Linked DNA regions of Homo sapiens: region 1 is linked to region 2. A link is an interaction called in ENCODE POLR2A ChIA-PET data of the cell type or tissue named here. Cell type or tissue: PC-9. All regions are shown on one strand. Links, peaks and the distances in the headings refer to the core of each region. The heading gives the core; the rest is flanking DNA.

What was found. Peaks named below come from ENCODE experiments on the same cell type or tissue, not always from the same donor. Only the 100,000 strongest peaks of a DNase experiment are listed, where the experiment ranks them.
Region 1: POLR2A ChIA-PET joins it to region 2 with 5 read pairs; 1 of 35 experiments calls an interaction of 5 or more read pairs at or near these places.

What each region holds. Positions count from the first base shown.
Region 1 is chr13:109,583,999-109,589,380 of GRCh38, forward strand. It overlaps LOC124903210 (a long non-coding RNA gene), which reads right to left. Exons shown (of 2, transcript XR_007063870.1): 2 at 1-5,382. Among named protein-coding and RNA genes, the nearest start is that of LINC00676, 140 kb to the right of the region's middle. In PC-9, for the core only: a CTCF peak has its summit at 2,926; DNase peaks (open chromatin) are centred at 1,033 and 3,093; H3K4me3 peaks cover 972 bases; H3K27ac peaks cover 2,281 bases.
Region 2 is chr13:109,641,416-109,646,797 of GRCh38, forward strand. No RefSeq gene overlaps it. Among named protein-coding and RNA genes, the nearest start is that of LINC00676, 84 kb to the right of the region's middle. In PC-9, for the core only: no CTCF peak of the experiment used is centred there; a DNase peak (open chromatin) is centred at 2,836; H3K27ac peaks cover 3,149 bases.

The DNA.
Region 1 (5,382 bases), core at 209-5,208, 58 kb before region 2:
CATTGATCCATGGAGAAAGCGATGGAAATTATAGGTTAGTATTTACATGAATAAAATATTTTGAAATAACCTGAATAGTATGCTTTCCCCTGTCACATTCTTAGAGAAGTTAATAAAGACTCATGAAGATATTGCAACAATTGAAAGCAGACTTGGGGTTTGTTTTCAATAGCAAAAGATAGGTAGATGAAAATTGGAATTTACAACTCAAGCAGTATTTCTGAGCCTTAGCATGTGATGAGAGTATGCCACACTGAATTGCTTAGAAGAGGCGTAAGGGGAAGAAGAGAGGGCTAACCACTGAAACATGAGAGGTTTGTTGTTGTTGTTGTTTGTGTGCATGTGTTTTGAAAAATAAATCTAAAGACTAAAAGCCAACATTTGAGGAGGTCTCCATTTGTTTAGAAGCATTACCAGTTTCTGCAATGAGAACACATGCATAATTTATGGAAGTGCCGGAATGTCCAAATGTTTCTAACTGTCCCTTATAGCTGACTTTCTTAATGTACAGGATCTGACCTGGAATTTGTACCAAACATAATCTCATACCGGAACAGACCACACATGTACCAAAAAAAAAACTAACTAAACATAAATATTCACTCTAGGCTCACCTACGAACTGAGCACAGGTAGATTGATGTTAATTTGTTCATTTTGTTTATTATACCTAATTAGACTGCTTAATTTTCCTGTAAGCTAAATCAGAATCTGTGTTTTATTTAGGCCAACCTGTCACCTGCTAATCACTTGGCGACATAAATTCAGACACACATAGCTTTGATTTTGAAAAAGAATCTGGGAAACTTCATGACATTTCAGAAGAGAAAAGCTTTCTTGATTTCTTTGTATAGCCAAGAATAATTTTAAAAGTTTGCAAGCCACAGAATTCTAGGAGTATATTTTATATTATCAGAAACTGATCTTCACATCATAGTTCATTAAACTGGTTGCATAGTTTACACACAGGTAAGCCATCTCACCTCAAGACTGGAAAAATATCTGCACTAAAAGTAGAAGAAATAGAAAACTGTGAACACATGAGTGCCTCTTGAGTTAAGAATGCCAAAATGTTGACATAAACATTCCAAAGCAGATAGAATCTCTACTGCTCTATCCTTTCTGAAACCACTTTTTCTCCCAACGCTCTTTTCAAACGCCCCTCCCCACATAAGCTCCCCACTCTAGGGGGTAACAGTCATTCTAGGGCTTCAGTAATCCCTGATAGCCACAGAGAGAATCTGCGTATTTCATCCACACTAACTCCTTCCTTCTCTTTCCGAAGAATAATGAACAAAGCATGGTTTCCCCTTGGATTGAAATGTGCCCTGTACATACAAGCTGTGAGTCCTCGGGCAGGATGCAGAATCTTTCTCAGCCTCAGTTTCCTTTTCTATACAACAAAGATGATATCTGCCTCATAGGGTGATGGTGGTGACAAAGCTAGGTAGGATCTGCTCAAGTCCTAACACATCCCGGGGGCTCTCTCCCGGCCCCTTTCCCAGCTATTTCCCCTCCTCCCAGCCTCACCCGGCTCCAGGCACATCCCGGCAGCTCTGCCGTCTTCCAGTTCATAACTGTTCCTCAGCGTGCATCCTCTTTCCTCTATTTTCATTTCTCTTCTTAATCATTCTTTTTTATTCTTCCTAGGCTCTTTTAAGTAAACCTTTAAGGCTGAAGTATAACATAAATGCAGAAAAGATCACAAATTGCAAGTGCCCAGAGAATTTTGGGGAACATACATCTGTGCAACCTGAATTCAGCTCAAGAAGTCAATCACTGCCAGCACCCCAGAAGCCTCCCTTGCATACAGAGCCCACGCACCCAGAGCAAATCTCCATTCTGATTTATTTCACTGTAGATTAATTTTGCCTGGACTATATGACACCTACTCTTTAGAGACTAGCTTTATTCATTCACCATCATATTTGTGAAAGTCTCCCTTTCTGTTTGCTAATTTTACTGCTGCATAGCAGGGGTTAGCAAGCGCTTTCTTAAAGAGCCATGTAGTATGTATTTTGCCTTTCAGGCCGAAAAAGTCTCTCTGGCAGTATAGCACAAAAAGCAGCCACAGACAATACATAAGGAAATGAATCTTGCTGTGCCCTAATACAAATGCATTTATGGACACTGAAATTTGACTTTTATATAACCTTCACATGGCATAAAATCTCCTACTTTCAAAAATTTTACATCTAAAATGTAAGAACCTTTTTTAGTTTGCAGGCTCTAAGAAGCAGGCGATGGGCCAGATTCGACCTACAGGATGGAGTTTGCAGACTCATGCTGTGTAGTATTCTTTTGCACGAATATACCATCGTTCATTTATACATTCTACTCTTCGCAAATGTTTTCTTTCAAGTTTTGATCCAAAAAAAGATTTCTATTAAAGCTGATATATAAAAGCAGTGGCGGTAATAATCCCACATCTAAAAGAAAATGAAAGCCATTAATTTTTAAGGAAAATTGGATATTTAAGGGGAAAATTTCTTAGTCAACATCTAATATTTTTAAAGATACATGTATTAATAAATCTCCTTTGGAAAATCCACAAAATTGCCTATCATTTCATTTTCCCCATAATAAAATCGGCTTAATCTTCTTTATCTCAAGTATGAGTATTTCCCTCAAAAGTAGAGGAGGCAACGCTCTAATTCATTTTTGTTTCAACTTTGAGCATTGCAAAACCTTGTTCTCTTTCATGTGGCCATTGCATCAGTGTGGATTTTCAAATGTTTTACTAGCACAATGGGCTTGGATAGAGTGATTTGGGGTCTTATCACCCTCTAGTTTTAATAGTGTCTATTACACAGGCAATTTAAAAATTTAGGATTGCCTATAAAGATAGTTCATTTAACTTTTTTTTTTTTTTTTTTAAAAAGCTACTTCCCCTTAAACTCCAATAACTGATAAGGAGATAAGACAGGATATCGTGGAGGAAAGAATGTCTATGCAAACACAATCCTGGCACTGTGAGGCATGCTGCTGGTCTTGACAAACATTGCTCTAATCAGGGGCATATCACAAACACTTCTGAAACTTTAGAAAAGGATGCAAGGTGCTGTGTGATGAGGTGCCAAGTGAGTCTAAGAGACGACCTGCACTCAAGATTCCACAGGTGGGAGACGTCGGCACAGGAGAGTATGGGACGGAATGGACTGATGAGGGTCAGGGAGAAGGCTAGAACTGAGCTCGGCTTTTGAGAATGGACACAGGGGAGGAGCCTTGTGGATGAAAGGTCATCTTGAACAGAGGAAGTAATGTGAGCCAAAGAACAGGGTGCGGGAACAAAGCAAAGTGGACTTCCTTGTCAGAGGAAAACCCCATGGTGAGACCTAGGTAGAAACTGAAGGCAGACTGCAGTCAGAGTTTGGTAGGTGAGGAAGACTGAAGAGTAAAGGATTGGTAACAGCAACATTTTTAGGAATGATTGACCCCAAAACCATACTAAGATGAAAAAATAAAAATAAATTAAAAACTGAAGGCAAATCTGTCAGTCCCAAAGCCAAGAAAATAAATATCCCATGTGAAGTGATAAGATATGACAGCTATGAAAATAGAAATACACAGATGTGAGAAATATGGCAGTTCATGGAGAGGAGGAATCAAATATTCAACTCCATGTTGTTAAACGTGTATGAGTTGGAAAGTGTTGCTGTCATTGCCAGAAATAGGGAAATCTGGGGCGGGAGCTAATTTTAGTAGAAAAGGGAGTTTGGTTTTAACTGTATTAAACTTAAGCATGAATCCACAATGGTTCCACCCTGGATCACAGCTTTGATTTTTCCAAAGGAAATGTTATAGTCTAAGGCAAGGGAAGGCAAACTACAGCCCACAGGCCAATCCTGCTGACTGAATGTTTTTATAAACAAAGTTTTATTGGAACACACCTTGCCCCTTCATGAACATGTGGCCTCTGGCTGCTTTTTCACTTCAACAGCAGCATTGAGTGTTTGTGAGAGAGATCATTATAGCCCACAAGACTAAAATATTTACTATCTGGCCCTTTACAGAAAAAGGCTGCAGATCTTTAGTTAAAGTTATAGAGGGCTGAAATCAGCAGGAAAGATTTGAGGTTTTTGAAGAAAGTCCTCAGACAAGACAAGACTTCCTGAGATGAAGTGTGTGGGATACCACAGAGCAGAGGACCGAGCGGTCCTACCACGGCCAGCGTTTCACAAAATGGGAGAAATCCTGGGATGAAACAGCTCAACCTGATATGCTGCAGGCATCTACCATCATGCAAGAAGAGAAAAGAACCCGAGGTCAAGAGAAGGCCTTACCAATGTGTGTCCTGGGAGGACTATTTCCAGAGGGTGATATTCAGACTGTATACAGGTCCTCTCTCCTCCACACAGGATTCCTGGAGAATTCCGAGGCTGGAAACAAGGGCCAGTGGCCTCTCATAGGTGTGTTAGTGCTTGGTGAAGTTGTACAAATGTCAAAGAGAAGAGTCAGAGGGTAGCTTTAGGTGATATTTTGCTAGAGACACATGAGATGGGAGTGTGTGTCTGAAGAAAGGGTTATCTCCGCGGGCTGTGAACGGATCAAGGAGGCAGCAAACACAGCATTAGGATACAACTCTGGAAAATACCCCAGTGTCACTTCCTTTCCTAATCAGTTTACCTAAAAAGTCCTCTTCTCCCCTCCTCCACCTTTCCCCGAGTGCCACTTAGCCTTCAGGCTCAGCTTGCCTACATTTCTGCAAGAAGGGTTTCTCTGTCCCCAGGTGAGGTTAAGGCCTTTCTAGCATAATAATAACTAACACTTAGAGACTACTTACTGTGTCTGGACCTGTTCTGGGAATTTCGCATGAATTCACTTAGTCAAGCCTTCCAATAATGCTGTGAAATGTTTACCGATAGTATGTCCTTTCAACAGATGGGCAAACTGAGGCACAGAGAAGTTAGGTGATTGATCCATAGTCACAGATTTAGGAAGGAGTACAGCCAAGTTTCAAAAGGCCACATCCAAAACTCTCTGCATTTGTCTTTAGTATTTGTATAATGTTTGTCTTTGCTGCTAGACCCTAACCCCCATGAGAGTAAAGACTGCATCAGCTCTAGTCCTCATTGATCCCTGAGCACCTAGAACATTGCCTGGCACAAAGCAGATGCTCAGTGTAATGCAGAAAGATGTGTAGAGTGAATTGACAACACCTTGACATACTTAGGTAAGGAAAATCAAATCAAACAACAACAACAAAAAACCTGTGGACCCATATGTCTATTGTCCAATACCCAATGCATAATTCATAATGCGAATTTGAGACTATAATTTAGGGTAATAAATGCAATCCTACAAAGTACTTTGAGCTTTGGCCTGGTGGGATTTATGACTAGAAAATGGTGGCAGAAGGGTTTGCACTGTTAAGTGGAAGCAG
Region 2 (5,382 bases), core at 304-5,303:
TCCTCTCCTTTTTCCAGCTGGAGTATAATCTCCTTGGAGGCAGTTATTTGTCTGTGGTGTTCACTGTATTATCTCAGTGCATGGCCCAGCAGGTGCAGCTCTCCTTTGATTAGTTTTGGGATCAATCAATGGTTAGGTAATTGACCAAACATCTTTGTGTCCTGGTTAACCCATTCCTGGAAGACAGAGAGGTGCAGACTGCAACATTTGCATATGGACTCCATTTCAGCAATGTATATGTGGCTTAGTATCACCAGTGCACTCTTCCTCTGCATCAGTGTCCCTCAGCTGCTTTCATTATCACCTTCTTAAGGAGCCTTTTAAGACATTTTTTCTTAACCCTCCTCATGAAATTTTAATATCATAGATATATGGTATATCTGTGTGTGTGCTATGGTCACTTGAAGGCCCACAAACTACTGCACAATCTAAGGGTTTTCTTGCCAGCCAAGCATCAACTTTTGCCTCCTGGGGATAATAGCACACCTTTGAAGAATGCATGATCTACATAATCAATGATTTCTCCATTCTGTGTTTAGGAAAGGTGCATGGGGATCAACTATATCTTTTGAAATTCTGTCTTCTATTTCCAACTGAATAGTTCTTAATATACAATCATCCTGATCTTAAAATTTGGTGAGATGTGTGTGTACTTTCCTATGGATAGAAATGTCAACATCTTCCCTTGGAGGATGGAAGAGTTTCGAAATGTATTACTGGCTGAGCGTATCTTCCCTGTCTCTGACTTTGGTTGGGGATTGAACAAAAGAGATAAGAAGGAGAGGAACAGGCAAGTATGTTGTTGAGCCTATACCAAGTGACAAGTACCATATTAGTCACTTTGCATCATGAATCAGAAAAGAAAATTCACTATGTAATACCATGATAAAGAATATTTAAATATCTTAGGTGTTAAGAATTAATAAATAAAATACATATTAATTTTTTAATGCCAAGCCTCACAGTATCTCACCACCCCTCAACAAGGGAGGCTTCCTGGCCTTTTTGCAGAAGGAAGCAGACCCCACTTAGTTTGTTTCCATGAAGCAGTCAGCCCGGCCAGGAACAGAGTATATTCCCTGCCGATGCACACTTGTGTCTGTCCTCGGTTGATGCCTCTGCTCTCTGTGTTTGTGACTGAAGTTTGAGCGTGGGCCAGATGCCAGGCCAGCAGATGGCCGAAACGATAAGCATATGTCCAGTAGCAGGTATGTGCAGCTCATTTGATCATTAATCAAAAACTGTCCCTTGCAGGTCACAGGCGTGATTCTTACAGCTTATCCTCACGTGAGGGGTAAGGGCTGTGCCATCTTAACCTGTGCTGAGCACTGGCTTAACCCTGCAAAGGTTCAGAACAAAAACTCCTTCCAGCTGCAACTCTTGTGGCTCTGACAGATCGAGGTTGGATGAAGGGGCTCATCATGGTTTCCCTTCCTGAGAGCACTCTTCCAGCAAAAGTCTGTGGATAGCAGTGGATTCCGTGATCTACCCTATCTCCTGGCAATTGCTGCTACTCTCCATGGTGAAAGACCCATAGGCTGTGCAGGGTGGTAACCGCCCACACGTGTGTTCCTTTAAGAAACCTAGGGGCCCTCCTGGGATGCTGCAGCCCAATCGCATGAGGCTGGCCTGTCATTACAGGTTCTCACCATCTGCAGTTTGTGTGTTTGGAATCTTCTCTCACTATGAGACATAAACCGGCCAAAATGGCAGATTCACTTCTCATATTGGTACTGCTCATTCCAGATGCATTTAAACTCTTTTAAGTTGATTCAGACAAGAATGACCAGGTCCCCACCCACGAGACCCCTGTAGCACTAGGCCTTCCTCATTCACTGATGAAAGCAAACCCAACCAATAAGGCAGCCCCCATCCTGATGCTTGGTCAAGAGAAAGAAGACAGGAACCTGGAATGACAGCTCACAGACCCTCCCACAGGCTGCAATGACCTTCAGCAATGTTGGAACCCGCTTTCTATTTCCAGCACCAACCACAGAGCTGCACATCTGGGAGCTGTTCAATAAACACTTGCTGAGTAAATGAATGAAGGAAACTCTCACAACCTCCCGGTGCTTTCCACGGTGAGGTGAGGTCTGACAGTTTCTACTTTTTAAATTATTATTATTATACTTTAAGTTCTGGGGTACATGTGCAGAACATGCAGTTTTGTTAGACAGGTATACATGTGCCATGGTGGTGTGCTGCACCCATCAACCCATCATCTACATTAGGTATTTATCCTAATGATCTCCCTCCCCTAGCCCCCCAACCCCTGAGAGGCCCCAGTGTGTGATGTTCCCCTACTTGTGTCCATGTGTTCTCACTGTTCAACTCCCACTTATGAGTGACAACATGCAGTGTTTGGTTTTCTGTTCCTCTGTTAGTTTGCTGAGAATGATGGTTTCCACCTTCACCCATGTCCCTACAAAGGACATGAACTCATCCTTTTTAATGGCTGCATAGTATTCCATGGTGTATATGTGCCACACTTTCTTTATCCAGTCTACCATTGATAGGCATTTGGATTGGTTCCAAGTCTTTGGTATTGTGAATAGTGCTGCAATAAACATATGTGTGCACGTCTCTTTATAGTAGAATGATTTGTAATCCTTTGGGTATATACCCAGTGATGGGACTGCTGGGTCAAATGGTGGTTCTGGTTCTAGATCCTTGAGAAACATTTGCTAAGAGTGATGGCTAGGGTCTAAGACATATACTCCCACTGGATTCTCAGAGCAGTTATGAGAGGAAGCCGGGCATACGTTACACCCCAGTAATATGAGATGATGGTGACTTGTCGTATTTTACCCATTTGTTTACTCAGCAACTATTTGTTAAACATCATGTGTCAAGCTGTGCTTAAAGAGCAAGGAATATATAGAGAGAAACCAGACAGGCAAGATACTTGTTCTCATTTGAGTCACCAGGTCCAGGTCCACAGTGCCACAGAAAGGAGGCTGGCAAGTATGTGGAGGCCTGAGAGGGCCTTGTTTTCCACAGTTAGAAGAGTGGGCTCCCTACTAATTAAACAGGAGGAAAAGGCATAAAGTAGTCATATTTGCAGTTCAGAATGTCACTCCAGCATCACTGGGGAGAATGTACTGAGACTGGGAACATTCTGAGGCCAGAGGCAAGGACAAAAGTGCAGGAGTATTGGATAATTGTAAGCAAATGTCTAGTGGAAAGAATCTGTAATAGGATATTCAGCAATCCTTACAAGAAATCTTTGCAAAATAGTAAGGAGGCCAAGCGCAGTGTCTCATGCCTGTAATCCCAACTCTGGGAGGCTGAGGTTGGAGGATTGTTTGATCCCAGGAGTTTGAGACCAGACTTGGCAACATGGCAAGGCCCCATCTCTACTAAAAATACAAAAAGTTCGCTGGACATGGTAGCATGCACCTGTAGTCCCAGCACTCAGAGAGGCTGAGGCAGGAGGATCATCTGAGCCTGGGAAGTTGAGGCTGCAGTGAGCTGTGGTGGTGTCACTGCACTCCAGCCTGAGCGACAGAAAAAATAATAATAATGATAATATAATTAAGGAAAAGGGGGGAAGGGATGAAAGGGGTGGCATAGACAATTCTTGTTAAGTTATTGAATGTAGATCTTGGAGGAAAGAAAAAATTAGGGGGAGATTCTGCTGATGGAATCCGCTGACTGGAAGGACACCTTCAGGAACAGCTCCGCTTCCACCCCACCCCCATCTTCACATGCACTTGATCCAACCAGGGGCCCTTCCCCGGCTGGGTCTTTTAGCTTCCCACTCACTTTCCAGGATTAGAAAGTTCAACCCAAGTGTCTTAGGTTTTGTATCTGTCTCAGTGCATTTTCCCTCCATTCACTCTGGCTTGACCTCAAGGGGAGAAGAGGGAAAGGTCCTTCGTGCTGCAGTTCAACCTCCCTAAACCCCTGTGAGGCTTCCTACTCTTCATACCCCAGAGCTTCCCCTGGAGGCTGAGGTGAGGGAGGCCGTGTGAAAAGGAATGAAAGGGAACCTGAAAACATATTTCCACTTAGCTGATGCTGGGCCTCCCTCTCTCATTGGCCAAGGCCCCGAGTCATGGCAGCCATTCAAGGCTGGCTTCTACATTGCGTGCAGTTGAGGGTCCTTCTGACTCCTCACCCGGGAGCTCCCCGTCTCCACAATCCGCTGGCAGGGTCAAGGCACTTCCAGCTCTCTTGCCTTTCCCAGCCCTCAGCTCCTGCCCTGTGGTCTCCCTGCAGGTCCTTTTTGCTGCAGTCCTTTTGCTCCAGAAACCCTCCCTCCTGACTCAGGTCTTTCTGAGATGGATGGGCTCTACTCTCTTCCCTGGCCTTCACTACCCACAGAAAAACTCATGGTCCATGGTCCTTTCTAAACTCATGGTCCTTTCAAACAGCTTGGCCACCTGTTGACCTCTGCCTCTTCTCCATGCTACAGGTATCCTTCTACCTTCAGGACAGGGACAGGCACAGGCACTGGTCCCTAGGACCACTGCACTAGAGGACACAGTTCCACATCTGCTGAGACCAGTCTCAGGCCTCAGTTCAGCAGGAGCACTGAGCAGGCCTGCAGTCCACTGAGTTCAGCAAGCGACTGGCCAGCAACCACAGTGATGCTGCGCTTCTCACAAGCACTGAGCAGGCCTGCAGTCCACTGAGCTCAGCAAGCGACTGGCCAGCAACCACAGTGATGCTGCGCTTCTCACAAACCCCCAGATCTCTCCCTGGGATTCTCACAGGCCTAAGATCTCACTCACACGTGGGAGCAGAGAAGTGCCCAGCGAGTTTCACTTTACAAAATCACATAAATAAGTTTCTATCCCACAAAATACATGTTGAGTGTTTTCTTAGACAAGCTCTTTGAGGTGGGGACCATAACAACAATTTACTTATCTTTTTGCAAGTGCTGCATGCCTGAGTTTTGTATTTCTCTGCATAATATGGGGAGGGAGCACTCATTATCTTCAGTTGGAGACTTCAAATTCAGAAAAAAAAAAAACAGGAAAAGCAGCATTGAGCATCCTCCTGCAGAAATGTCAAGGTCATGTGATTTGGAGAATCTCTCAAATATAGCTCATTATTGGAATGCATAAAATATAAAGCCACAACATCCATTTTCTCAGATTTCATTTTTATAGCTGGGGTCAGTCAGCTTTTTCTAAAAACATCCAAAAAGTAAATGTTTTCAGTTTCAGTTTTGCAGGCTACGCAGTCTCCCGTGGTGCGTCGCATTAGGCCCTAGGCCATAGTTTGCTGACTCTGGATTTATATAGCATTGAAACCAAACTGTCATGGTTAACAGAGTACACATCTGTGAAACAAGACTTAGCAGCAATTATACAGTATATAAGACATGCCTTTCAAAATGTAAGTTATCGAGTAGGATTTTGAAGCATGGGTTCT